Linked DNA regions of Mus musculus: all the other regions are linked to region 3. The links are chromatin loops, found by intact Hi-C in ENCODE. Cell type or tissue: gastrocnemius. All regions are shown on one strand.

What was found. Peaks named below come from ENCODE experiments on the same cell type or tissue, not always from the same donor. Only the 100,000 strongest peaks of a DNase experiment are listed, where the experiment ranks them.
Region 1: it touches region 3 in a loop (5-fold over the local background); 12 of 42 quality-filtered maps call a loop at or near these places.
Region 2: a loop joins it to region 3, with 2.4 times the contacts of the local background. A loop is called at or near these places in 3 of 42 quality-filtered maps.
Region 4: it touches region 3 in a loop (13-fold over the local background); 39 of 42 quality-filtered maps call a loop at or near these places.
Region 5: it touches region 3 in a loop (4-fold over the local background); 15 of 42 quality-filtered maps call a loop at or near these places.
Region 6: it touches region 3 in a loop (13-fold over the local background); 13 of 42 quality-filtered maps call a loop at or near these places.
Region 7: it touches region 3 in a loop (3-fold over the local background); 21 of 42 quality-filtered maps call a loop at or near these places.

Annotation. Positions count from the first base shown.
Region 1 is chr7:34,492,344-34,496,343 of GRCm38, reverse strand. No RefSeq gene overlaps it. Among named protein-coding and RNA genes, the nearest start is that of Gm35297, 52 kb to the left of the region's middle. In gastrocnemius, a CTCF peak has its summit at 2,256 (motif pointing left); a DNase peak (open chromatin) is centred at 633; H3K4me3 peaks cover 296 bases.
Region 2 is chr7:34,557,593-34,561,592 of GRCm38, reverse strand. It overlaps Gm12784 (predicted gene 12784), which reads right to left. Exons shown (of 3, transcript NR_166595.1): 3 at 2,212-2,620. Among named protein-coding and RNA genes, the nearest start is that of Gm12784, 13 kb to the right of the region's middle. In gastrocnemius, a CTCF peak has its summit at 2,410 (motif pointing right); a DNase peak (open chromatin) is centred at 423.
Region 3 is chr7:34,670,136-34,674,135 of GRCm38, reverse strand. No RefSeq gene overlaps it. Among named protein-coding and RNA genes, the nearest start is that of Gm12781, 12 kb to the right of the region's middle. In gastrocnemius, no CTCF peak of the experiment used is centred here; DNase peaks (open chromatin) are centred at 1,006 and 2,013.
Region 4 is chr7:34,405,459-34,409,458 of GRCm38, reverse strand. No RefSeq gene overlaps it. Among named protein-coding and RNA genes, the nearest start is that of Lsm14a, 18 kb to the right of the region's middle. In gastrocnemius, a CTCF peak has its summit at 1,762 (motif pointing left); a DNase peak (open chromatin) is centred at 1,740.
Region 5 is chr7:34,614,961-34,618,960 of GRCm38, reverse strand. No RefSeq gene overlaps it. Among named protein-coding and RNA genes, the nearest start is that of Gm35378, 13 kb to the left of the region's middle. In gastrocnemius, a CTCF peak has its summit at 2,485 (motif pointing left); no DNase peak of the experiment used is centred here; H3K4me3 peaks cover 3,459 bases; H3K27ac peaks cover 2,855 bases.
Region 6 is chr7:34,437,242-34,441,241 of GRCm38, reverse strand. No RefSeq gene overlaps it. Among named protein-coding and RNA genes, the nearest start is that of Lsm14a, 50 kb to the right of the region's middle. In gastrocnemius, a CTCF peak has its summit at 2,135 (motif pointing left); a DNase peak (open chromatin) is centred at 2,175.
Region 7 is chr7:35,167,693-35,171,692 of GRCm38, reverse strand. Gm38988 (a long non-coding RNA gene) reads left to right here. Exons shown (of 4, transcript XR_003946743.1): 3 at 652-771. Among named protein-coding and RNA genes, the nearest start is that of Gm35889, 11 kb to the right of the region's middle. In gastrocnemius, a CTCF peak has its summit at 2,093; a DNase peak (open chromatin) is centred at 2,098.

The DNA.
Region 1 (4,000 bases), 180 kb after region 3:
AGAGAGAGAGAGAGAGAGAAAGAGAGAGAGAGAGAGAGAGAGAGAGAGAGAGAGAGAGAGAGAGAGAGAGAGAGAGCAGTCACTCTGATTAGAGATCATTTAAACCATCACCATGCCTTCTTCCGTTAAACAGCAACAGCGGCTGATGCCCAGTAGCAGGAGGGCCCAGAGGACCCCCATGCTGGGCTCAGGAGGTAGCAGCAGCTTTCACGAAGGATTCAAAGGATAGAGCAGTGATCTGTGGCCACCACGGTTGAGGCCTCGCCACTCAAGAAAGGAAAGCTGAAGCTAAGGAGTGGATCCCCATCACCATGCTGGACCACTTGGACAAGGACGTGAAGATCAAGTCCCTGGAGGAGATCCGCCTGTTCTCCTGCCCACTGAGGCATCCTAGATTACTGACTTTTCCCTGGGCGTAGCCCTAAAGGATGAGGTTCTAAAGATGCCAGTGCAGTAGCAGACTGGCTGGCCAGCGGACCAGGTTCAAGGTTTCATCGCTACTGTGGACAACAATGCTCACGTTGGTCTTGGTGTTAGGTGTTCAAAGGAGGTAGCCACTGCTATCCAGGGGGCCATTATCTTGGCAAAGCTTTCCGTTGTCCCTGTGCAGCTACTGGGGAAGAGGCTTGGCAAGCCCCACACTGTTGGACACAAGGTGACAGGCCTCTGTGGCTCTGCTCCTGTGCCCAAGAAGCTGATGATAAAGGCTGGTATTCATAACTGCTACACATCCATCAGCCAGGGGCTCCACTGTCACCCCCGGGGGGCAATGTTGCCAAGGCCACCTTTGATGCCATCCCCAAGACCTACAGCTAGGTAGCATTCCACCTCCCCACCCTGCCACCCACTTACACCCTGATGTCTGGAGAGAGTCTGTATTCACCAAGTTCCCTTCTGAAGAGTCCACTGACTGTCCTGTGAAACTCATCTCAGAGTCTCCGTTCACAGGGCCTGCTTTTCTGTCATATGACAGGAAGGGGCAAGAAGGAACCTTCTGGAGTGACAGAAGCCACCCATACCCCCCAGTAGGGTGGTTGTCGTTCATCCACACCGTGCCATCAAATCAATTGGCCTGGAGATTTAAAGTCTGTGTATTTCACCGGATGTAAATTTTACCTCGATTAGGATTTCATTTTGCAAAGCATCAGCTCGGAGGAACGCCGCGGGGCTAAGTTGTCTTGCTTCTTCGCTGTAAGCTTTCGGCGTTTAAAAAAATTAAACACTTGTCTAAATTACTTTAAAATCTTTAAGCTTTGGAAAATTAAACCGGTTTCAATTTGCAGCTTTGTGTTATTCTTGTAGAACGGGACATCAAACCCCAGCCCCTCCTCCTTTTCCAGCAGTGTCCGAGGCATCTTAACAAGGAGACCAGCGGGAGGTCCCAGGGCGGGAGTCTCCGGGAGGGAGAAGCAGAGTTCTGCCGCTCTGTTCCCTAACGCGGGGCTACTGCACCAAAGAAGAAGAAGAAGAAGAAGAAGAAGAAGAAGAAGAAGAAGAAGAAGAAGAAGAAGAAGAAGAAGAAGAAGAAGAAGAAGAAGAAGAAGAAGAAGAAGAAGAAGAAGGAAGAAGAAGAAGAAGAAGAAGAAGAAGAAGAAGAAGAAGAAGAAGGAAGAAGAAGAAGAAGAAGAAGAAGAAGAAGAAGAAGAAGAAGAAGAAGAAGAAGAAGAAGAAGAAGAAGAAGAAGAAGAAGGAAGAAGAAGAAGAAGAAGAAGAAGAAGAAGAAGAAGAAGAAGAAGAAGAAGAAGAAGGAAGAAGAAGAAGAAGAAGAAGAAGAAGAAGAAGAAGAAGAAGAAGAAGAAGAAGAAGAAGAAGAAGAAGAAGAAGAAGGAAGAAGAAGAAGAAGAAGAAGAAGAAGAGGAGGAGGAGGAGGAGGAGGAGGAGGAAGAAGAGGAAGAAGAAGAAGAAGAAGAGGTGGAAGGGAGAAGAAAAAACTAATCAGACTTTCAAAAGATTCCGTTTCTGAATGTTAAGACTTATTTGCATATCAAAATTGCCTTCGGATGGTGGGCAGAATTAGAAAATTAAGAAAGACTGTTAGAAGGAGAGAAAGAAGTCAAGCAAACTCAGGGGTGTTAAAAGCGCTTCCCTCAATCCGGGCAGGGTCTGTGAGTAAGGAGCTAGACTCCCGAATCGCAGTGGCTGAATTTGGACAAGACCATTGCTTCGAATGCATTTACTAACTCAGTGATAAACACATCTCTTTTATTAAAAAAAAACAATCCACATCTATACCACACGACTCCCTCTAGTGGATCTAAAAAAATAACGACTTAAGATGACGCCATCCATTTTGAAACAGTAAAAGAAATTACTCCCCAAAATAATCTCTGACCAGTGAGTTCCCCGACCTCACGGTCACTACAGAGAATTAATTTTACTTTTGTGGAAGTAGAATTTCCCACACCCTTTCCTTCAAAGAAAGGGGTACTTCATATTCATCCAAATAATTAACCACTCATACATCAGAGGATGATAGACATTTCAAACACTTTACACCCGGGTTAAAAAAAAAAAAAACCTGAAGATTATTGGAGGTAGTCTGATCCTCGATCAAAATCATAAATATTCAAAGCATTTCACGGTGGCTTTTGAGTCACAGACAAATGAAAGGGCCCTGACAAGAGCCGGCTTGCCCACCCGGCACTCCAAAGTGTTCGAAATTGGGTTAGTGATCATTTTTAATAAGTCATCATGCCGCTTGCATTTTTACTTTTGTGAAGTAGATCTTCAAATATCGCCAAATTATTCCTCAGACCCTCAAATCGCACACGCTGTTTAGAAGTCTTACTTTATCTTGCCCCAACAACATCCTCCTGCGTTTGAGGGCACATATATAATATATAAGTAACAAAGTGGCACGCACTTGCTGGCCTGGCATGGGAGTTTCTTACCACTCAGGCACAGATGCCACAGCAAGGAAATGGGCAGTTAACAGGGATCAAAGATGTGCCTTTCAAAGAGGAATTGAATTCACCTCTGGAGGTTAACACAAGTGGCTCCCCCCCACCACCACCACCATAAGACAGGCGCTCATGATGTAGCCCAGGCTAGCCTCCAACTCCCCCATCTTCCTACCTCTTCCTCCTGAATGCTAAAACATGTATGTGCCTGTCTCCCGAGTACCATTTTGATAAGCATACACCAAACCTCGTTTTATTTTGTTGTGTGTGTGTCTTGTTTTCCTATCACAAATAGCAATGAATACAAATACCCACCCCTTTTAAAAATAAAGGACTTGGGAATGAAAACTCATGTCAGAAATGAGAGCTCTTATAGAAGTGAATGCAGATAAAAATTCTAATGGGAGAGTTTGTGGTTTGGTCTGGTGCTGCTTATATTCAAATGCTAAATTCTGTACCCCACGAATCGGTTGCTCCCAGATGAGCAGATCCTCACATATATCAGCCTTTGTTGTATAAACCTTGCCCCCAAGCTATCCCTGACTGGTTAACAAAGATGCCTACAGCCTGGGCTGGGCAGAACAGAGGTTCCTGGGCTTGGGGGTCTCAGGCAGGGACCATGAGAGGAGAGAAAGAGGGAAGAAGACATCATGAATAGGTGGATGGTGAGCACACAGCCAGGGGGGCTGGCCTGTTAGAATAGGAGTGGCCCAGGAGAAACATGGCAAGTGGTAGCTCCGTGTTATTGACAGGGAAGTAGACAAAATAGCATAGGGAGTTGGTATCTGCCCAGCTCTAGTGCTTTGAGACTTATCATAAATATAAAGGCTTTTGTAGCTTTTATTTGAGAACCATATGGCCTAAGTGGAGGGCGGGGGGGGGGGAATAATATTTAGCACAACAGAAGTTGCCTACCCCTGGAAAGAACATTTGGGGGTGGGGCACATCTGTGATTCTAGCATTTGGTGAGTTCAGGGCCAGCCTGGGCTATCTCATGAGACTGTCTCAAAAAAACAAGACGAAACAAAAAATAAACTCTATCTGGATTAGTTAACTAATTAGTTCAACCAAATGCCATTACCTTTGTTTCCTGTTAGCTG
Region 2 (4,000 bases), 110 kb after region 3:
ATCCAAGAACAAACAAACGGAGTCAGAGGCCTGCTGCAGTTCTCCTTGAGGAAACCCAGAGTGAGGTGGTCCCCAGCATCAGTCCCTGTTTGAGTGCCCACCTAGCCCCAGTTGACTTGGTTCCCAGCATTATCCCTGGAGAAAGTACCACAGATAAAAACAACAAGGAGACAGGAGGAAGGGCGAGAAGGGAGGGATGGGGAGAGGAGGGGGAAGAAGAAAAGAGGAAGAAGGAGAGACAGAAGCAAGAATGGTGCTGACAGAGAAGGAGGAGGAAGGGGGAGCTCCTATCTTCAGAAGGGTAGACCAGCTTATGGAGAGACCATAAGCAGGGACCCTCCATGACGCATGCAGATGGAGGCATGGCATCCATGTCTGGACTTTAGCAGGAGGCTCGCTCATTCTGGAAAGTCGCCCTGGCATCATGACTCCTGGGAGTTGGCTGTGGCTGCCATCACTCTCTCTTTACAGAGGAGCAGACTGAATTTGGAAGGATGCTGTCACAGGAACACTTGCTCAGCAGTCAATATCTGTGTGGTGGCCACAGGCTATGCTGCAGCACTGCTGTTCATACCCTGAGCACTGCTAGCTACCGTAACTTCCATTGTTACTACTGTGAGGGTACCATTATTATTACTCCTGCAACAGCTACAACTACAGACTAGTCTGTGGCTGCTGTTACTTCTGTTGCCATGGCTACTATTGCAACTGCCATCTTTATTACTATCATTACTTGTGGTGAGCCATGGAGTCCTGAATATTATTGACATGAACACAGCCACAACAAGGACATCAATGTGTCATACCCATAGGAATGGCAATGCCTCCCTCAGATCAGGATTAGATGAATGGCAAAGCCTTGCCCTGGCCCAAGCACCTGTGTTAATGGACATTTGACCTTTTAACACCACTGTGTGCAGAAATGATCCAATGTGCTCTCTGTGGGCACACACACATGTTGCATACACCAACACAGATGCACATAAATATAACCCCACACATGTAGCATGTATCAACACAGATGTATGTATACAAAGAAAAATAAAAATTGAAAGCAGAGAGGGGGGGCAGGAATATCTTCCTGCAGACATCTTGCTTCTGTTTGCATTTCCCTATTTCTTTTCACCATGTGGGGCATTGGTCTTATGGGTGAAATGACAGGGACAGAAGTATTCTTCCCAGAGAAGTGAGGGTTACTTCTGTCACCAGCTGAGAGTCATCGCCAGCTGAGAGTCATCGCCAGCTGAGAGTCATCGCCACCTCCACCCCCAGAATGGAAACACATGAGGGAAAGGAATAGCTATTCTCCTCCTCAAGTTATCCTCAAGGGATCCAAGGAGGTTATTTTTATGTGTGAAGGGGCAACACACATGCCAGGGCACATGAGTAGAAAGCAGAGGACAGCTTCCAGGAGCCTGTTTTCTCTTCCACCACATGGGCATCAGGGATCGAACTCAAGTCTTCAGACTTGGCAACAAGCACCTTTTCCCATTTAACCATCTTGTTGGCCCTATAGGCTACATTTCTGCATCACTCAGTGTAAATCGGATTGGCTCAGAGGTAGAGACCAGGAAAGGAGTGATGTCCAGGCCTAGATATCCACTAGGGAAGGTTTTCGTGAGCCTTGACCTATGGGAAGCTGTGTCTGCTTTCCATCAAGCCAGCCCCAACCAACTCAGGGAAAACTCTACTAACCATTTGGGAGCATTGAGCCGAAATCACAGGTTGTGAGTCTGGCAGAAAGATGAACGGGAGGTGGAGTCTATAGAGATCCTCTGGCATGAGGCACCCCTCTCTAACAAGGGAGAGGACCCAGAGAGTTCTGTTTAAATGAACTTAATCTGAAATGAAATGCATAGCGGTAAATGAGAGGCCTGGCTTCTGCTTCCTAGGAGTGCCCTGGGTTCTAGCTGGAGAGGGGCAATCAGGGAATAAGTGGCCAGAAAGGACCCTCTCCCTTTTCAACCTTAGTATTAAAATCCCTTTGATGGTCCCATTGGGCCTTAGGCCAAAGGAAGGAATGAGTTCATGAACACCATTAAAGGACTAAAAATAACTCACTTATTTCTCAGCTAGAATGGCTTTGCCAAGGTCTGGGAAAAAGCAAAGGGTTAGAAGGAGGCTGGACCTTGAGAGCAAAAACCCACAGTAACAAGCAACTTCTATTTATGGATTGTATCCCATGATATTGAGGGTCATGCAGCTGAGGAATGGAAGGAATGATGGTGGAGTCACAGACATCCATTTTATTTTCTCTAGTTAGGTGAACTGTCCAATTTTTTTGTACTTCTGATCGACACAACTTTTGCTCTATCATTTAGGAGGTTTTGATTCTTTTTTCCAATTAAAAAAAATATGTTTACATGTGGATCTATGTAGGGGTATGTGCACATGTGGGTGCAGGTACCTGAAGAGGCCAGAAGAGGGCGCCAGATCCCCTGGAGCTTAAGTAAGAGGTTGCGAGATGCTGATCCACTCACTGTGGGTGCTGGGGATGGAACTTGGGTCCTCTGGAGGAGCAACAAGCACTCTTAACCACTGAGCCACGTCTCCAGTCCTGTATGCATTTTTGAGGTCACTGCTCACCCACACTCAGGACCCTGGGACCTGTCCTGAAGCTCTTGTCTGTGAGTTAAGGCTTTTACTTTCTATATCTTCTGATTCCTCCTGCCAGAGCCTTGAGTCAGTGATCACTTTCATCCCTTAGTGTTCCTCGGGAGGTAAAGAAACAGCTGTCAGCATGGAGACAAGGCATCTTCACAGATCTGTGGGTGCTGACCACAGTCCCATTTCACAGCTGAGTGGGTGGGAAAACTCAGCAACTGCTTCCTAAGTAATGTGAGTAGAAGGGACTCTCCCCGTTGTGCTGACTCCTCCTCACTCTGTAAACTCCAGGGATTGTCCCACACCAGCCACCATACGCTACTCTCTTAGGTTGTCATAAGTTAAGCAAGGCTGAGTGTACGGAGTATCCAGTGCAGAGGGAAAGGCCACCACAAGCCTTGGAATTGGGCACAGGAGGCAAGAGGCCAGGAAGAGAGACAAGAACAGCCACCTGATTAGGGGATGGTGACCTCAGGGTTCCAGTAGAGGAAGGCACTGGGCCTGAGGATGAGAGACATGGGATGGCCCAAGGCTGTGGGCAGGTGTGCAAGTATGCAAGTCTGTAAGTGTCCATGCACGTGTATCTGCATGCATACTGGTATGCAGGTGTGTACCATATGCAGGCATATGAGTGTGCAGGCGTATAGTGTGTTATATGCAGGTTTGCAGGTGTATGTGGGTATAACAGTTTGAATGAAAGGTCCCACAGATTCTCAGGCACTTGGATGCTTGGCTCCAGTTGGTGGCACTGTTTTGGGGAGGGTTAGAGGTGTGGCCTTGTTGGAGGAAGTATGTCACTGGAGGCAGGCTTTGAGATTTTAAAGACTCAGGTTTGCTCTCTCTGCTTCCTGTTTGAAGTTCCAGATGTGAGTGTGCCCTCGGTTACTGCTCCAGCCACAATGCCTACCTGCTGCCATGCTTTCCCACCAGGATGGTAATAGATTGTTCCTCAGAACTGTATACAGGAAATAAACCCTTCTTCTATAAGCTGACTTGATCAGAGTGCTTTACCAGAGCAATAGACAAGTCACTAAGACAGTGAGTGTATAAATTTGCAGGTGTCTAAGTATTTACATAAAAAGGTATCCTGCATGCAGGTTTGTAGGTTTGCAGATGTGCAGGTGTGCAGGTTTGCAGATGTGCAGATGTGCACGCATGTTATTGTATCCAAGAGTTAATATACACAGGCAACCAGGCAGGCAGATGGGTAGATATGGGGTGTTCAAGTGCATGAATTCAGGTCTACAGGTGTACTGGTGTGAGTTCTCAGGTATACAGGCATGCAGGTGTACAGGTCTGCAGAGGGGGCCTGGGAGGCAGGCTGCTGCCCTCTGGGTGAAGTGAGAAGCTGACCCCTTATCTGACCTCAATCAAAAGTACAACAGCAACAAAAAAG
Region 3 (4,000 bases):
AAAGCTATAGCCAGCACATCCCTGACCCTGAGTGTGACCTCAGCCTTATCTACACACCTAATCAAACACCTCAAGGCTGACAGATTACCCACCCTTGAGGATCTGGCTTTGGGGGAGGGGAAGGCAGAGCTGTCTGTGAAACCTCTCCTTAAGTTGGGTGCCAGAACTGATTCTGAAATTGGCACAAGTCAGAGTGACAACGGAAAGGTCCCAGTGGGAGCTCTGTTGGTGCTTACAGTATGAGTGTGACTGGGGCTGTGTCTACAAGGAGAGGGAAGCACTTTGTATTAGGAGCAGATGTCCGTTTGCCTGTCTCTCCAGGATTGCTGAGAACCTCTGCCTGCCTTCTGGATCCGTCTGTGGGGCAGATATATCCAGGTCGTCCTGGGAGACCACTCCCAAAGCTGATGTTGGGTCTGTAAGGAGAGACAGCACCAGGTCCCCCAGGCAGTAGATGCTACTGGAATCCAGCTGGCCTCATACTGGCTACAGCTAATTCACCTCCATTTTGCCTTTACTGTAGTGGTCTCTGGAATCTTCCAGGATTGGAACAAGTGACTGAAGCTGCCTTCTGTCTTGGAGCCACATTCATCCAGGAGCCCTGAGCAAGGGTGAGGCTGCCCTCTGGTTCCAGCTGGAAGTGACCATCTGATAGGGAAGGACCCAGAGGGATGGGGAGGAGGATCAAGTCACAGCCAGAGGGGTTTAGGAGATTCATGGAAGGCAGATGTCCAGAGGCTCAGAAAGCCAAGAAGGTCACCCTGACTGGAGCCAGAACCAGCTCTAGGCAGACCCATGTGAGAGATGCTAGAGAAGCCTGGAAAGCTAGAAAGCTAACTGTGGCCCAGAAATAGCAGGCGCTAGCGAAACTGAATTCACAACGGAGAAAGTGTCTCTGGTTGTGGGTACATTTGGCAGAGCTTGGGGCAGAGTGTCTAGGAGCTTCTGCTCAGCCAAAGGACACCTAGAGGCCCATCTGGGCAGCCTGTACTGCCACTTGGTCTGCTGCAGCTCATTGCCCTGGGCTACTGCCAGAGAGGGGGTGGGGGGCAGTCAGGGAGGGGAAGAAAGGAAGTGGGGGAGAGAAAGGGAGAGCATGTGGGGATGGGCTAAAAATAAGAAACCCTCGCAAGGTCACTCTTCAGTGTCACCCAAGCAGGAGCTAAGCTGGACACACCTACATGCAATGTAGCCATTACCAGTTTTAAGGGAGGAGGGAACAAGACCCAAGACTCTGACAATTAGCACCACCTTAATGGTCCCCAGGATGGCCATCAACTGAAGGCCATAGGCCCAGCCCTGAGGCCCTGCCTCAAATTCATTGAGGTATATCCAGCCTCACAGCCTTGAGCTAGACTGTGGAACACAGGAAAGAATGTGCATGCAGGGATGTGTCTCTGTCTCTCTGTCTCTCTGTATGTCCTTCTATATGGACATAAATGACTGGATGATGGGTATACGTGTAGGTGGAACTATGGACAAGTCCTCTGTCCCCTTTCCTCTCTGGTAGCACCTTGTATTCATTACTCAGTCCTGTCCCAATTGCTCACCATTCTCCCTGAAAGCAGACCATCTGATCACTAGGAAGGGTCACTGGGGGAAAAAAAATCAAGGTTGGAGAATAGCTGTCCAGTCTCAGGCCCTCTCCTCAAGTGTGATCCATCCCCCAGGGCCCCACTAGGACACACATGTGGGTACACACACACACACACAGATTCCCCACCAGGCCTTTCTTTATCTTTGAATGGCTGACCTTCCCTCGATGTAGAAACCATTGTCAGGATAGAAACAACTGGTATCCAAAGTCCTGGGTCCCTCCCTCAAATACCCTGGGGAGGCATTCAAAATCCAGACAGGTTGACTCAAACCCTGTACCAAGCAGACAGGACAAGCCACTTCTCTTTCTCCAGTGTAGCATAATTGCCGCCAACGGGGACTTTATAGATGCAGAACCACTCATAACCAGCAGGTGGGGCCAAGTCCCTGCTCCTAAACAGAGGCCGGTGCATCCCTAACTGGGCCACCAGGTGGCAGCAACATTCCAGAGTGGGTGACGCTAGCCAGTGCAGAAAGAATTGCCTCTCCCTAAGATGAGATTTCAACCAACCTCCACAGAATCTCTGGGAAGACCCCAGACGCTACTTTCTAACCCACCAGTTCCAAAAGAACCTGCCCGAGTACCAAGCACCCCAGCACCTCAGCTTCTCTCATCCCTCAGATGGGTCCAAGAGCTGGGTTACCAACACCAAGCAAGGCAATGGTTTCCACTGTCCATCCGAGAGATACCAGGTATTCTCTGACCTCACTGGAAACGCACATGCACACGCGTGTACACACACATACACACCCGTGCTCACATTGCATACACACCTTCATGAGCATCACCTCTTCTGGTATTTTAAATAAATGGGAAAGCCCAGTAGGCCCCTCAAAAGTAGGTATTTTCTGTTGGGTCCTGTTCTCCTTCCAAGCAATGGTGTTCTCCAATGCCCACCCTATGTCTCTGTCTCTTCCTCCAAGACATCGCCAAAGCACAGTCCTTAGGCTAATCTATCAACAAAACATAAAATTAAAAGATTTAAGCGGGGTGGTGGTGGCACACGTCTTTAATCCCAGCACTTGGGAGGCAGAGGCAGGTAGATTTCTGAGTTCAAGGCCAGCCTGGTTACAAAGTGAGTTCCAGGACAGCCAGGGCTACACAGAGAATCCCTGTCTCAAAAAACAAAAATAAAATAAAATAAAATAAAATAAAATAAAAGATTTAAAAGGGCATAGGGGTGCACACCATGTAATCTCAACACTCAGAAGGTTGAGGCTTTGAGACTGTGATCCTGAGCTTCAGACAGCCAGCGCTGCATGGCACAATCCTCCCTCAAAAATAAACAAAACAGAGTCGCCCTCCAAGGCTTGCCTCAACCCTGCTCTGTCTTTCCCACCAAAATGCATCCCATGGCCCCACGGCCTCTCCTCCATCTCTTCTTTCTCTAAAAATATCCTCCCACCCCCACCCCCACTCCGACGCCCATCCCCATCCCCATCCCCCCACCCCCTACCCCCCTAAACAGGTTGGCACTGGTTCTTCAGCAGCCTCCAGTGTTCTGAGTCCAGCAGCCTCTCACCTGCCTGTGCATCCCCTGGAGGGCAGAGCTCAGCACCACCCCTATGCTGGCTTCCCAGTTTACACCTCCACCCCTGACCTCTAGCAGCTCTCCCCCCACCCTGCCTTGTCCAGCCACCTGCCCCACATCTGTATCAGCACATCCAGAAGGTGCCTCAGATCACCTACCCTACCTGAGCCTCATCTCTTCCAAGTCCTGCACCCCCCTCCCAGGACTCCCACCTCAGCCCACCACCCCTGCACTCTGTCTTACTTCTTGAAAGTATCTCGAATCCACCCCCTTTCTCCCTACTGTCTTTTCTTCTTTACTTCCTTCTTTCTGTTTTCTAAGGCAGTGTCTAGCTACCATAGCCTCTGCTGGCCTTGAATAGACTCTGTAGCCCAGGCTGGCCTGGCTCACAATCCCCCTGCCTCCACCCTGTAGTATTGGAATCAGAATCATGTACCATCAGAGGCTGCCCATGTCTTTTCCCTATTTGGAGCTGTCACGTTTTGTTTGTTTGTTTGTTTGGGTTTTGTTTTGCTTTGTTTTTCAAAACAGGGTTTCTCTGTGTAGCCCTGGCTGTCCTGGAAGTCACTTTGCAGACCAGGCTGTCCTCAAACTTACATAGATCAGCCTGCCTCTGCCTCCTGAGCACTGGGATCCCACCACCATGCCTAGCTGGAGATGTCATTTAAACCCATACCATTGTCCTCTCTGGCCTTGGCTCTTGAAGTAATAAGAAGTAAGAATAACCAGGTACAGTGGTGCACATGCGAGATCTAGCTTTGCAAGAGACCCAGGCAAGAGAAATGCTCTGCGTACAAGGCCAACCTGGGCTACATACTGAGTTATAGATCAGCCTGGGCAACAGAGTGAGGCGCTGTCTAAGAAAATAATAG
Region 4 (4,000 bases), 260 kb after region 3:
CATGTCTAGGTTTCAGGATGAAGTATCGGTATTTTTCCTCTTCTTCCTGGGGACCTGTCCTTTCATTTTCTAACCATCCTTCCCTGGAAACAGATAAGAAGGTGTGTGTCAACTATGCTGCTAAACAACATTGTTTCTAATGAAAATGACCCCCTAGTTGTTAACTTTTATCTAGGCAAGGAATTGCCATAGCTTTGGGCTCCTTTTCTAACTGCCAGTTCTCCCTTGGGGATGGATCTAGAAGCCAGGCCTGCATGCTGAATTGTTATCAAAGAAACTGTTAGCCAGGGGGGGCAACATGGCGCCTCTCACACCTGCCCCTCACAGATCTTGTCTCCATAATCTGAGCCATCTCTAAGCTTCTGCAAGGCTTCCCACTGCTAGGACTATCTATCAACATTCTTGCTGTCTGTGTGGATCCTGTCCCAGCTCCTTCTGAAGACACCAGTGAGACTGGGATTCTTGTTTGGTTGGATCCTAGAAGACTTTGCCTTGGGCACTGCCGAGCGGTAAGCAACACCCTTAGCTCTTCCAGAACCCTCGATTCAATTTGGCCAGAGGACTGAGTTGGGCAAGGTGGCTCACATCTGGAATACCAGGATTCAAGGGCTAGGGTCAGGCTAGGTATGGTGGCACACACCTTCAGTCCCAGTATTCAGTATTCAGAAGGCAGAGGCAGGCTGATCTTTGTGAGTTTGAGGGCAGTCTGGTTTATGTAATGAGATGCTGTCTCAAAAGAAAGTAAAAGAACTAGAGACAGGAGGAACATGAGTTCAAAGCTGGCCTGAGCTACATAGTGAGACACTTCTTTAAAATATGTGTGTGTGTGTGTGTGTGTGTGTGTGTGTGTAATTTTTTAAAGAAAAGCTTGAAAGAATCTACCTACCTTTCTTATGATATGGAAAAGTCTGTATTGCATGAGGAGATAAATCAGATTGGAATCAAAACAAATCCATGCTGAACAGAAACCGCTCAGAGTCCACCTAAGGGATCTAAATAGAACCGCAGCGGCAGGTGGGCTTCCGGGATAGATTCATGTGCACCTGAAATGGGTACTAGGTGGGTGCAAAGAAGGCTATTGAATAAACTCAGAGACCCCATGCCTGTGATAGGACTCTAGCTGAAAGAGCAAGTGTGACTTCCAGATGGACTCCAACTGTGTCCAGACTCTCATCTTCCCGTATTCCTGTGGAATCGTTAAGAGCGCCGGGCGCAGAGCGCAAATGCAAACAGGCACCGCTACTCCAGCACTACTGAATCTGGAATCACAGATGAAGGGTTAAAGAAAGCTGCCCCTGTAGAAACGCTAAAGAAACTGGATGTGGTAGTTGCACTCCTGGAATCCCAATCTTCAGGAAGCTGAAGCAGGAGGAGCAAGAGCTCCAGACCGGCCTGAGCCTCAGAAAATAGAAGAGACGGGCATGGTGAGCATGCCTTTAATTGAAGCTCTCAGAGGCTCAGGAGGGCCTGATCTATATAGTGTGTTTCAGGACAGCCAGGGCTACCTGGAGAGACCTTGCCTCAAAACAAACAAACAAACAAACAAACATACATACATACATACAAAAGAAAACTACGGGCTAGAACCGGTGAAATAGCTCAGTGCCTAACTTGAAAGCCTGAGTTAGAGCCTTATGATCCACCTGACGGAGAGAGAAAGCTCTCTGAGGATGTCCTCTGACCTCCGAGACACACAATAAATAATGACCGCTCTAATTCAACCCTACACCGCAGGCAAACAGCTGTCCTCTGCTGCCATCTAGTGGAAATCAACAGGAATGTGAGCATTGCTTAAAGCGACAGACTAAATAAATGGGTTAGTTTTTTTAGCTTGGTCTCTTATGTACTCCAGGCCAGACCAGAATTCACTGTAACTCAGACTGGCCTTGAACTTCAACCTTCCTTCCTCAGCATCCAGAGGATAGAATTACAAGTATGTACCACCATTTCCAGCTCGTGAGTGGTTATTTTAAAGGTCTTGAGTTGTTCCTTAAGAGTAATAAAAACTCTGGGGCTGGAGAGATGGTTCTGTGGTTAAGAGCACCGGCTGCTCTTCCAGAGAGTCCAGGTTCAATTCCCAACACCCACATGGCAACTCACAACTGACTGTAACCCCAGTTCCAGAGGATCCAACACCCTAATATAATCATACATGCAGTCAAAACACCAATGCACTTAAATAATAGATGATAGGTAGATAAATAGATAGATAGATAATAGATAGTTAGATGATAAATAAAATAATTTTTAAGGATTACTGAAACCCTTCATTTACATATAGTATTTAGCAACGCGTGCTTTTATAAGGAAGTTGAGTAATTTTCGCTGTAGTTAGCTGGATTGGGGGGAAATTATCATATAATACTATATGATACATAATTTCTTTCTTTCTTCCTTTCTTCCTTTCTTTCTTTTTTTATTTATTTCTTTATTTCTTTCTTTTTTAGACGGTTTCTCTGTGTAGCCCTGGCTGTCCTGAAACTTATTCTGTAGACCAGACTGGCTGTCCTCAAACTCAGAAATCTGCCTGCCTCTGCCTCCCAAGAGCTGAGATTAAAGGCGTGAGCCACCACGGCCCGGCTTGATATATAATTTCTAAAATTATCACAGTAAGGCCAGATGTGTCCCAGCACTTGGGAGGAAGAGGCAGGTGGACCTCTGGAAGTTTGAGGCCAGCCTGGTCTACATAGCCACTTCTAAGCTAGCCAAGGCTATATTGAGAGAACCTTTCTCAACAAAACAAAGCCAATGAATAAACAAATAGGCACAATAAAAGCGGTAGACTACTTCTCTAACAATTAAAAGCACTGATGGCCAATTGCATAGGATATGGGGCCCATATCCCACTGGGTACACAAACACTGGTCACAAAATCTTTTTCTATTGAAGCCATTAACCAAAGTTCCAGGAGTTGACCAGCAAAATGCCCTACCTAAACATTTAATTGTAAGCTTATGTACGTCTCTGAAAGCGTCAACTGAGCTGCTAAGAAGGATGGCTTTGAGTAAAAATGGTCAACTGCCATTGACTGACAGCTAGATGGTGTCACAGCTATCAGCTTATGTTCATCGGTTGTGTGGGAGGTTGTTTGCTTGTGTATTTGTGGGGCTGGGACTTGAACCCAGAGCCTTGCACAAGCTCGACAAGCTCCCCACTCCTGAGCCGCATTTGCCATCGGTACTTTAGGTTGTGTTTTATGAATGTGGAACTTTTTTCGTGGGTCCATCCCTTGCAGAGGCCCTGGAGACTACATCTAGGAAACTGTTGTGGAAGTCTCTGGTGAGGAATGGAGCTTTTTAAATCAGAGCTGCCCTCAAAAAGACCCAGTAGGGGTTGTTTGGTTTGGTTTTTGAGACAGGGTCTCATTATGTAGCCCTGATTGGACTGAAATTCACTATATAGACTCCCACTTAGGTAAAGGTAGGGGGTAGACTTTTATCTCAGGTTAGTTCAATCCTAAACCCCACCTTGGGTGCCAATTTGTTGCTGGAATTTCCAACCCAAATAAGCCCATATAAAAACCACACAATCCAGTTATTATAATTATAAACTGTATGCTTGCATTGGGCAGATCTAACATTATATTAACTTATTCCCCAGCTATGAGACCCCTTGCTACTTGTAGTTTCTTCTGGTCCATCATGGCTGCCTTCTCCTCTTCTTTTGTCCTCTCCCCTTCCCTCTTATCCTCTTCTGGGTCTCTACCTGCCCCCATTTTCAAACCTTCAGCCCCACCTTTCCCCTCCACTGCCCAATTACAGGCTCTAACCTTTACTGACCAATTAAAATGGGGAGAAGGCTCACATGAGATCATCCAAGCATGTGATGGACTGCTCTGCGGGGGTTGGGGGGTCGGGGGGTCGGGGAGAATGGGGGTGAGTCAAAGTGGGCAGCTGAAGAAGCAGAATTAACATCAGAATACAAACAGCATCAGGCCAACCAACAACACAGGATGGATGGCCTGGAACATACAAAGATCAGCTTGCCTCTGCCTCCCCAG
Region 5 (4,000 bases), 55 kb after region 3:
TTAGGCGGCAGGGATTGTGGGCTCCACTATAACCATACAGGACCACGGTAGTATAAATGCTGTGTTGCTGGCTAGGGTATTTTAAAGCAGAGCCTGACTGTATTTACTAACATAATGGACAAGCCCAGAGACCACGGAGCAGGCTGCTCACACGACTTCTCTGGACAGAGCTTCTCTGGGGCTCTGCCCCTTTTTCTGCCAGTTCTCAGCTCACTTTCTCAGGTGTCTTTTTCTCTCAGATACTCCAAAGACTATCTTGGTACCCGCTCAGCTGACATGCTTTCTAGCTCCCTACACAAGACTGTGCTTGCGACACTACAGAAGATAGCCATGGCTGGCAAGAGCCTCCGTCTTGTCAGCTTGCCGGCTTTCCAGAGAAATCTTTTTCTTTGACCCAACAACTTATTCTCAAGTCATTGCCTGTTAAAATGAGTTCACGGTCATTTAAATAGGAAGTTAGACTCCATGTAGAAATATCAGGATCATTAAAAATGAACAGAGCTGGGCTAGAGAGACGGCTCAGTGGTTAAGAAAGTGTGCTGCTCTTCAGAGGACCAGAGTTCAGTTCCTGGCACCCATGTCTGGTGACTCAGCGCTGCCTCTAATTTCAGCTCCAGGGGACTTGATATCCTCTTCTGGCCTCTGTGGACACCCACATGCAGGTGCAGACACCCCCACACAGTCACATACACATAAAATTAACCCGGGGGGGTGGGGAAGAAGAAGAAAATAACAGATCCTTCCATCTCAGCTTCACCCTGGGCCGAGGAGGGGAACCTCTATGCCCACAATGATCTCACATAAGCAGTGGCTGAGACTGGGTGAGAGTAACTAATCTTTGTAGTTAACAAAAACCCTCTGAGTGCATTGCATGGTGCGATGTGAGAGAATAAAGGAAAATTTAAATTCTGAAGAAGCAGAAAAGGAGCAAAACGCCAAGGGCGGCAGAGCGGTTGTCTCAGGGTGGAGGCAGAAGCAGTTCTATCTGGAGCTGCAGGCAGAGGTCAACATCTGTCTGATGTAACTCATGCGGCCTTGGGTGGCCCATGGTGAGGACCTAGAACTAAGATCTTTGCATGAACCGGGATCCTAGCAAGTCTGTCCACTCTTGTGAAGAGGAATTCTAAAACTGAGAAGACTGCTTAGGGGAGCGACTGGGATCCCTGGTCTCTGACTGGGAGCATGCTGGTGAGTGCTGATGAGAGGGCAAGAGCACAGCCACCTGTATGCACACACACATACCCCTGTATGCAATACACCCCTGTATGCACACACATACACACATACACACACCTGTATGCACACATACCTGTCTGAGCCCCCACTCACATTTGTATGAATGCCTGTGAGCACATGTGCGCACGCGCACGCACACACACACACACACACACACACACACACACACACACACACACGTGTGGGGACACACCCATAACAGAGTATACAGGTTGCATTTCCATGTGGGACAGGGTGGGGTGTAAAACTCAGTTGAAAATAGACTTCTAGTAGTGAAATGTGCATGCACAAAAAGACAAGGACAGTGAAACACACCTGCTGTCCTGGGTATTTAGAAGGCTGAGGCAGGAGGATAGCTAGGAGCCCAGAAAATGCAGAAGGAAGCAAAGGGGGATGTTTTCCCAAGAAATATCAGGTCAGCTCATTCTGGAATTGATGACAAATTTCCACTCACAATTCAACCACTCTCAGCAACCTAAGAACAGAACAAACACAGAGAGTCACAAGGAGATGGCTGGAAGACAATGGACAGTAAGGAGATGTGAAAGCAGTTACCTTTTCAAAATTGAGGTAAGGTGAGTTTATTGTCCAAATGCCATAACCCAGTGTGTCCCAAATCATTTACTTATTTTATTTTATTGAGATAGGGTTTTTCTGTGCAGCTCTGGCTGTCCTAGCACTCTCTATGTAGATTAAAGGGGTGAACCACCACACTATTCAACTACTTAAAAAATGGTTTATAAGCTGGACGATGGTGGTGCACACCTTTAATCCCGGCACTCAAGAGACAGAGGCAGGCAGATCTCTGGGTTCAGGATCAGCCTGGTCTACATAGAGAGTTCCAGGACAGTTAGGGCTATACAGAGAAACCCTGTCTTTAAAAATAATAAATGATGTATTTATTTTTATATTTATGTGCACTGGTATTTTGCCCATGTGTATGTCCGTAGAAGGGTGTTAGATCCTCTGGAACTGGAATTGCAGACAGTTGTGAGCTGCCTTGTGGGTGTTGGAAATTTATCCCAGCTGTTCTAGAAAAGCAGCCAGTGCTGTTAACCACTGAGCTATCTCTCCAGCCCCACAAATCATTTTCAAGTGAGTCTTTAAACTAGTCAGTTGATGAGGCTGGAGAGGTGGCTCAGTGGTTAAGAGCATTGCTGCTCTTGGGAAGAACCTAAGTTTGATTTTTTTGCACCCATACTGGATGGCTCACAACCACCACTAACTCCAACTCCAGGGGATCTGGCTCCCTCTTCTGGCCAATGCCAGGACCTTCACTCATATACACATATACAAGAAGCATGAACATATACATAATTAAAATAAATCTCTAAACTGTTCTGGTTATTGTTTTTTATTTTTATTCCTCTAACGATGGATCCCGGGACCACTTACATGCTAAGGAAGTGCTCTGCTACTGAGATGTGACCCCAAAAGTCATTTTTTTTCTTAGTCACTCAACAGGGAAAAGAAAAGGCAGCTGACTATAGCACGCCACCGTCCTAGACACTATAATAACCATATTTTAAAGACACGTTATGTAATAGGGACTATAGAGACACAGGTTAATGCTGAAATGGCAGGGATAATGTAATCAAGAGGAATAAGGACTGTTCAGTAGTTCAGAGTGTTGCCAAGCTTATGGAAGACCCAAGTTTGATAGCCAACACCCATGCTGGGTGACTCTAAATTATCTGTAACTCCAGCTCTAGGGGATATAACACCCTCAAACTTCCCAATACACATGCAAACACACACACACACACATGCATACACTCACACACAAACAAATTAAAAAGAAAAACACAATCTTTAAACTCTGTTTGAAGGAGGAAAGGTTAGTATTGCTGGGTATAGAATTTCCAGGAATTCTGCACCTCAGGAAATAGTAAAAGAAGAAAAAGGATAGAAAGAAATGGTAAAGGAATCAAGTAGAGTCCATGAATGTGCTTCCTTCCTTCTTTGTGGTTCCTGTCAAAGAAATATGAACCTTAGCCGGGCGTGGTGGTGCACGCCTTTAATCCCAGCACTTGGGAGGCAGAGGCAGGTGGATTTCTGAGTTCGAGGCTAGCTTGGTCTACAGAGTGAGTTCCAGGACAGCCAGGGCTACACAGAGAAACCCTGTTTCGAAAAAAAAAAAAAAAGAAATATGAACCTTGAGATGTTGAGATGGGGAGAGGAGGTTCTTCAGGCTGAGGGATGTAAAATAAATTGAAACTCATATCAACACAAAGAAGAATGGAGAGGTGGGAATGGTAAGGAGGTGGGTGATTATAAACACTTTCTTTCTCTCATTTGTTGTTTGATTGTTTTGGGACAGGGTCTTGGAATCTTCCTGCCTCAGCTTCCTGTGATGGGGAAGCAGGGGTCAGAAAGACACAGCAACACTTTCTGTTGGTAGAATTGTGTGGAGAGGCTATTCACATTTGGACAAACCAGGAAGCCAAGGGAACCAGGGCCTGATGGAGCCTTCAAAGGCCCCCCCCCCCCCAGTGATTTACTTTTGCCAGTCAGTCCCCACCCTACCTTCTAAAGACCTCACAACCTTCAAAACCAACACGAACCAACCAAGAGTTCAAAACCTGGGCTTGTGAAAAATGTTTAAGATTCAATCCAGGGCTGGAGAGATGGCTCAGTGGTTAAGAGTGTCGACTGCTCTTCCGAAGGTCATGAGTTCAAATCCTAGCAACCACATGATGCCTCACAACCATCTGTAATGAGATCTGATGCCCTCTTCTGGGGTTTCTGAAGACAGCTACAGTGT
Region 6 (4,000 bases), 230 kb after region 3:
CTTCAATTCTAGGAGATGTGTGGCCTCTGCAGGAATCACACACACACACACACACACACACACACACACACACACACAGAGTACATTTACATACATTCAGGAAAGACACGCACACAAATAAAATAAAAATAAAAATAAACCTTAAAAAATTATTTACCAATCAATCAATCAATACAACAAATGAGAGATAAAGCTGGACTTGTTTTTGTACAATAGTATAATGCAAGAAAAAAACTATAAATGTGTGTAGAAATCGTGGGGTGATTTCTTAGCTCTACTCTCAGTATCACAGACAGACCAAAGCAAACTGCAGGACTCAGGTGCAGTTTTCAATGGGCTCAGGATGATCAGGACAGATAGTGGGGCTAATTCCAAGGCAGTGAGGCTCAATGTTCAGGAACTCAGGCTCTGAAGTCTGACAAACTCAAGTTTACATTTTCCATAGTTAACCTTAGACAAGCTGTGTGGATCAGTGATCTGTGGCTAAACAAACTGCATAAACCAAGACTGTCCTGTCTCTCACCCCTGGCTATGTGAGTATCTTTATGGCATGGCAGCTGGCTTCCCACAGGGCTTAGGCTTGGAGAATAATGTGATCTAATTTGGTTTACATTCTAAAGAAATTATTCTCACTACGGTATTGGGCTCCATCTCAGGTCAGTCTTGAGGTGGCCTCCCCCACCCCCAAGCTATCTCTCCAGCCTGATTTCTGCAGTCTTATGAGCCGCCTTCCTCCCCTCAGAAGGGACTGTTCCACTGTGGAGCAAATAGCTCCACAGGGATGGAAACACAAAGGTGCCGTACCTGCTCAGACTCTGGATTTGGATGAAAAAAAAAAAAATCAAAGTTTGCTATTGGTTCTATGTGAGGAAAAGAGAAGAGTCATCAACAGCTCTGACATTTATGATCCAAGCAACTTAAAAGATGGAATCACCACTTACAGAACGGTAATGAGATGCAGGAAGCATAGGTCAATGTCTTTGGGGGGGGGGGGAGACAGGGTCTCTGTGTAGCCCTGGCTGTCCTGGAACTCACACTGTAGACCAGGCTGGACTTGAACTCAGAAATCCGCCTGCCTCTACTTCCCAAGTGCTGGGATTAAAGGCATGCGCCACTACTGCCCAGCGTAGGTCAATGTCTTAGTTAGGGTTTCCATTTGCTGCAAAGAGACACCATGACCAAGGCAACTCTCTTTTTTTTTTTTTTTTTTTTTTTTTTTTTTTTTCCCAAAGCTGAGGACTGAACCCAGGGCCTCTACCACTGAGCTAAATCTCCAACCCCAACAAGGCAACTCTTATAAAGACAACATTTAATTTCGCCTGGCTTACAGGTTCAGAGGTTCAGTCCATTATCTTTGGCAGGAAGCATGGCAGTGTCCAGGCAGGCATGGCACTGGAGAAAGAGCTGAGAATTCTACATCTTGTTCCAAAGGCAAACAGAAAACTGACTCCAACAAGGCCACACCTCCTAATAGTGCCACTCCCTGGACCAAATATATTCAAACCACCACACACACAGCAACAGCAGCAGCAACAACAACAATAGCAGCAGCAGCAGCAGCAAATCCTCTTCTTGTTAAGGCCAGGGTACTTTTCAGAAACAAAACTCACCATTTCTGACCAGCCCTAAAGCTAAGTCAAGTGGGCTGGCATAAACCACCTGTAATTCCAGTTCCAGGGCATCTGATGCCCTCCATGGGCACTGCACACACAGGATGTACAGACATACACCTATGCACATAAAAACAATAAATAAACAAAGCTTGATTTTAAAATACCTAGCTGGACAGGGCTTCCTTGGGTCTAGGGAAAGTTATGTATTATAAAATGCCCCCATCGCTAACAACCAGCCAACACCCAAACAGCACAACTTACTGTGAAAATTAATTCAGGGAGGTTTAGCTTCATAAAATGAATAGTTGGCCTGGGAGGAATGGGAGAGGGGCATGTGTTTCATTGTTGTTTTTTTGTGGGGTGGTTTTGTTATGCCTGCCACTTATGAAATTCTAGGTTCACTGGTCCCCGGTCAGGTGTATTATTTAACAGCACAAGGGGAAACTGCAAACATGCATAAACCATGCATTAATGCATCAGATGACAAGGTCTAAGGACATTTTGGTAAGTACTATAAAACACTGCCCTCTGGTGTTAAGGTCGTCCCGTATTTTTAACAAAGCAGAGGGAGAAGAGAAGTGACTCTTTGAGATACCGAAATCCTTACCATCAGGGGCTTCTATTTCTGACTTGCAAAAAATTGGGAGCACACCCCCCCACACACACACTGGATTTTAGTAACCTGGATAAGGGGCTCCTTCCCTGCAAAGCCCGAAAGACGAAAGTCATGTTATTTCACGCTTTCTCAGCCAACATGAGTGGAGCCGTCTTTTAAAAATAAGTATAGAGCAAGCTTATGTTGGTGGGTGCGTGCTTCTGTTTGGAGGCCAGAGTCTGACATCTGATAGTCTCAGCCACCGCCCACCTTGTATTTTGAGAGAAGGTCTTACCCTGAACTGGAGATCATCACTTTGGCTCAGCTGGCTAGCCGTGGGTTTCTGGGGATTCACCAGTCTTTGCCTCTCCAGCGCTGAGATTATAAAAGTGTGTGGTGATGCTCAGCTCTTGGTATAGATGCTGGGGATCCAAATTCAGGTCCTTGTGCCTCCACATCAAGCACTTCCCCAGGGAGCCATCTCCACAGCCTTCACACAACGTAGTCTGAAGCACAAACTACTGTGACTGAGCATGGATTCTTAGGGCTGACAACGAACTGAATACATCTTAAAACCGTGTTAGCTTCAGGCATCCACAGTAGGCTTGCTTTCTCTGCCATAGCCTCCCCACTCAGCATCAGAGTTACAGTTCAGTTAAAAGGAGGGGTTTATCCAGTGGTGCATGCATTTGGCAGGCTGACCAAACCAGACCCTAACAGACACCTAGACCAAGGCAACTCTTCTAAAGGACACTATTTAATTGGGGCTGGCTTACAGGTTCTGAGGTTCAGCCCATTATCATCAAGGTAGAAGCATGGCAGCATCCAGGCAGATGTGAGGCTGGAGGAGCTGAGGGTTCTACATCTTGTTCCAAAAGCAGCTAAGAGAAGACTGGTGTTCAAGTAGCTAGGATAAAGGTCTGAATGCCCACACCCACAGTGACACACCTACTCCAACAAGGCCACACCTCCTAATTGTACCACTCCCTGGGCTAAGCATTCACAAACCATCATACTATCTTAAAAAAAAAAAAAAAAAAAAAGACCAGTGAGAGATGGCTCAACCAGTAAAACAGGTAAAGGCACTTGTCATCTTGTCATGTAAGCATGACGACCTGAGTTTAATCCCTGGAACCACAAAGGAGGGAGAGAACCAACTCCTGGAAGTTGTTTTCTGACTTCCATGTGTGGCATGCATTTCCACGTGTGTGTGTGTGTATGGGAACACATAAATAGTAAGTGTCTTAGTTAGGGTTTTTATTGCTATGAAAAGACCCCATGACTACAGCAAATCTTATAAAAGAAAGCATTTAATTGGGGCTGGCTTACAATTCAGAGGTCTAGTCCACTGTCATCATGGTGGGAAGCATGGTGGCACATAGACAGGCATGGTGCTGGGTCAGCAAGCAGAGAGGGAGACACTGGGTCTGGCTTGAGCGGCTTGAGATGTCAAAGCCCATCCTGAGTGACACACTTCCTCCAAGCAGGCCACACCTACTCCAACCAGGCCACACCTACCCCAACCAGGCCACACCTCCTCATGGTGCCATTTCCTATGGGCCTATGGGGGCCACTTTCATTCAATCCACCACAATGACTAAAATAAATTTAAAGTTTTTAATTTCTAAAAAAGAAACAAAGAAACTTCCCTAAAAGGTAACCAACTAGTTAAATACAGGGGGTAGCCTTCTGTGCACCAGTGGCTACACCAGACCTACACACCCCTGCCACATCTTGGCATATCAAGCTCCCCACACTGCCTTCACACACCTCTCTGGTTCATCTGACCCCG
Region 7 (4,000 bases), 500 kb before region 3:
CCAGCGGGACTTGGTAGCTGCGTTCGGTGGCTAGGAAGACAGAGCTTTGAGCCACATTGCTTTCTTCTCACTAGGTCCCCCTCGGGAGGCAGCCCCTCTACAAAAAAGCTGGAACATTCTGGCTGGTGTGCCGGTCGTGCCTAGAACTGGGAGAGACTGCAAAGCGAGGATGCCACGGCCCGAGGGTCACACGGGACCCAGCCCTAATACCTCTGCAGGCTGAGAAGTGACTGAAACCCTAGACAGATACCTCGGTTATATGGCGGGGTCTCCCCTAGGCAGGACAGGGGTGGCCTGTCTCAGCTCTCAAACCTCTGCTGCGTGCAATTTAATAAGCCCAGAGACTCAACTATATCAGTGACCCAGAAACCTCACTGTCACCCCTTCACCCACTTGGCACCAGCCACACCACTCCTTAAGTCGCTCCATCCTGTCTCAGGATCTCTATCCTTGCTGTTCTCTTGGTCTTCTCTCATAAATTCCCAGAGCCCATCCTCTCCCTCTCTTAAGAATGAGACTTGCTCCGACCTTTCCTTTGAACAGCGCACCCCCATCTCAGCTCTTTCTCCTCAGCCTGTCTTGCATCTCCCTTTGATTGGCATTGGAAACTCTAGATATTTTGCTTAATTATATTTTATTTTATTCTTTTAGCACTGAAGTATTGAACTGGAGACCTACATCCGTGCTAGGCAAGTGCTCTACCACCAGGCTACATTGTACCAGGCTACATTACAGCTCTTTGCTATTGGATCCTGAGAAAGCACTCTACCGGTGAGCCACAACCCAACCCCTTTTGTACTTTTTGTTTCGTGACACAAGGTCTCACCAGACTGTCGAGGGTGGCCTTGAACTCACTCTATAGTCTACACTATCCTAAAGCTCGTGACCCTCCCGTTTCAGCCTCTCAAGTAGATGGGATTACAGGCTTGTGCCACCAGGCCTGATTCTTACCTATTTGTATTGCTCATCTCTCCCATTGCCCACACCATCCCATGAGCTGAACACCCTGCTTTCTTCACTGAGGCAGAGCCTAGCTCGTACAATCTAGTTCAGTGTTAGTGCATAGTAACAGATGAATGAATGAGGGAACGAGCTAACGAATGAATGAATGAATTGAGTAGGGTATTTTGTACAAGGCTGACTCTCTCCTTCCTGAGCTCATCTGGCCATGGCAGGACAAAGGTTTGGGCCTTAGCTTAGCTTTCACCCATTCCCTGTAGAAAATTTCATGGGCAAACTTCTTATGGCCTGTCTGGGCTAGAATTTGGAGACAGCCTGAGGCCCGAGCTGCAAAGCCACAGACCACTGCAAAGCTGCCTCGCTTTATGGCCCCGTTACTTGTGGTTTACCTTCAGCAAGTTGTATTTAGTGATTTCAGGCACACACCGCAACTTGGCAGGCACTGGTCAGTATCCCTTAGCTCCACTACCTATGACTCTGGGGACATGCAGGAGTCAGAAAACTTCATGATAAAGAAAAGGAGATGCCTCACTCAAGGAGCACCAGATCTTCAAGGTGCTGTCCCATCTAGGAGAGGAGCTAGTTGGCAGTTGGGATATCTTGCTATTAGGACCCCATCCCCACCCCTTGCTAGGCAACACTGCTACTGGGAGATTCCCAAGTTTGGGCCGTGGAAATCATTCAGCTTAGGGGTGATCTGGACTCTCCTAGGCTCTTTTGATCTCCACGAGATATTTATATCAGCTCTCCCCTGCATTGGGCATATGTGACATCCTTTAAGTGACTTCATAAACATTTTAAGGGACAGCAGACTTGTAAACGCATTAAACTCCATCTCATCATTCAGACGGAGAGGTTTTATGGAGACGTGCACAGCTAAAGCTAGCCAAGAGATTTTAAGACACTTTTAGAGAAATGTCTTTGAAAAGCATTAAACCAATGCCCCGCTTTAAAGGAGAGAGGTTAAGGAGCCGTACGCCTCTAGTGTGTGTTTGGGTGGGGGTGGGGGGCTCCAAAAGGACCTGAAGGAACCCCAGAGGCTTCTGGGAGCACCACCAGACAAACTTCAACTCTTGTACACTGAAGGGTGGGACCGTGTTCCCGTAAAGGGAGTTCAGTCCGCAGTACCTGACATGCCCGGTAGGTGTCACTGCCAGGAGGAAATCCTAGCCAGGCACTGGTTATATTGAAGCTGCAGACCCAAGAGGACTCACGTGTGCTTTTGCCTTAGTGTTGGTGACCTCCAGCCTGGGTCTGCTTTGAGCCAGGGGCTACCACATGTCTTCCCAAGGGACAGAGCTGCCCTCTGACCATGTTGCCAGCTGGCAAACACTGGTCAGTAGCCCTTAGCTCTAGAAGCGCTGGCCAAGGCCAGGACTACAGGGACTGGTAAGTTCCTAAGTTGGGGCCAAGCCATTGCAAGGAACAACTACAGTGTTTCTTCTAGTCAGAGCCTCGAAGGGGGCCATTCCAAACTTGGAAAGGACCCAAACACATGCCAGTACAAGTAAATGCACCCGTATGCATATGCGCACACAAATACATATGTGAGCATACAAATATATATGCACACACATGCATTGATGCACACTAACACACACACATGCATAAATAACACACACACACACTCACATACACACACAAAGAACACATGCACACATTCACTCATATACATTCACATTCTCTCTTCCTAGGCTCTTGTAGGTAGGTGGAGAAAGACCCTCCAGGTGAATTTATCTGGGGAGGGAGGCTCTTCCTACCTGTCTCTTCTGCCCCCTCTGGACTGGCGGGAGGACTGAGGGGCAGCTACAGTGTCCAGCCGTGACTGGGCCTGTCAGAGCAGGGTGTATTCTCCAGGTTTGCCTTCTGCAGCTGTCTGGGGTTGAGGAGCAGAAATTCCTCCTGCAGTCTAGAGAAGTGAACTGGACTGAGAACCGAGGTGGATGCTACGGTCACTGTGAGGGTTGGGAGAGCCACGGAGGCAGCCTGAAGCTGAGCAACTCAACCCTCAGCTTGCTGCTGCCTTAAAGACACCTTGGTCCCTGCTGGAGTCCTCCTCCTCCTCCTCCTCCTCCTCCTCCTCCTCCTCCTCCTCCTCCTCCTCCTCCTCCTTTTCCTTTTTTTTTTTTTTGGACAGGGTCTCTCCATGTAACCCTTAGCTGGTCTGGAACTCACTACGTAGAACATGCTGGCTTCGAACTCATAAACATCGACTTGCCTCTTCCTCTCAGGTGCTCAGATTAAAGGCATGTGCCAACAGGCCCAGCAAGGCAGGGCTTCTCAGTTCCTTCGATTCTTCAGTTGTCTCAAACCTGTGAGAGCTTGAGAAGCTAGAGCACATGACCTCTGGTCCCTGCTGTCCCCTGGCCCGCATGCTGGTACATCAGTTCAAGGGTGACAATGAAATCATTTGTATCACCGTCTTTTGTGCCTGCTGTTGAGAGACATGGGGCCATGGGAGGCTGCGTGGAATCCAGCTTGCTGACCACCAGCCTTGCCCACAGTCCTTGGCAGGGGTCAGAGGTCTGTCACCTCCCCCCTGTAGATCAATATCTTCCAGTCTACTGTCAGCAGATCTTTGACCTGTGACCTGGCCACACATGGTGACCCCTGAACCTATTGGTCTTTCCACCAATCCTTGCCCTGGTCTCTGGGGTGGGTGAGGGACTGTTCCCTGGCTCTGGACCAGGCTTTGAGAAGAAGGGAGGGTGGGAGGCTATCTGTCCCTGTACTCCCAGTCTCTTTCCTTTCCTCCAAACTAGGGGCTGACACATACAGTGGAGGCTCTGCATGCAGGCCCCTTGGAGCTCCAGGGCCCAGGGATGCTATGCATGAAAGATTTAAAAGGCCTTTCAAGAGGCTGAGACTGGGGCTTTGGGGGCTCCAGCCTCAGGGTGCTTTCTGCTTTGTCTCCAATGTCCCCAAAGCCACCTAGTAGTGCCAAACTTTTGTGCTTGGACTCTGGGGCTCACAGCCTCATTCTCAGCATGGTCTGGTTGAAATAGGGTGTAGTGGGAGATGTCATACAGCCAACATTAGG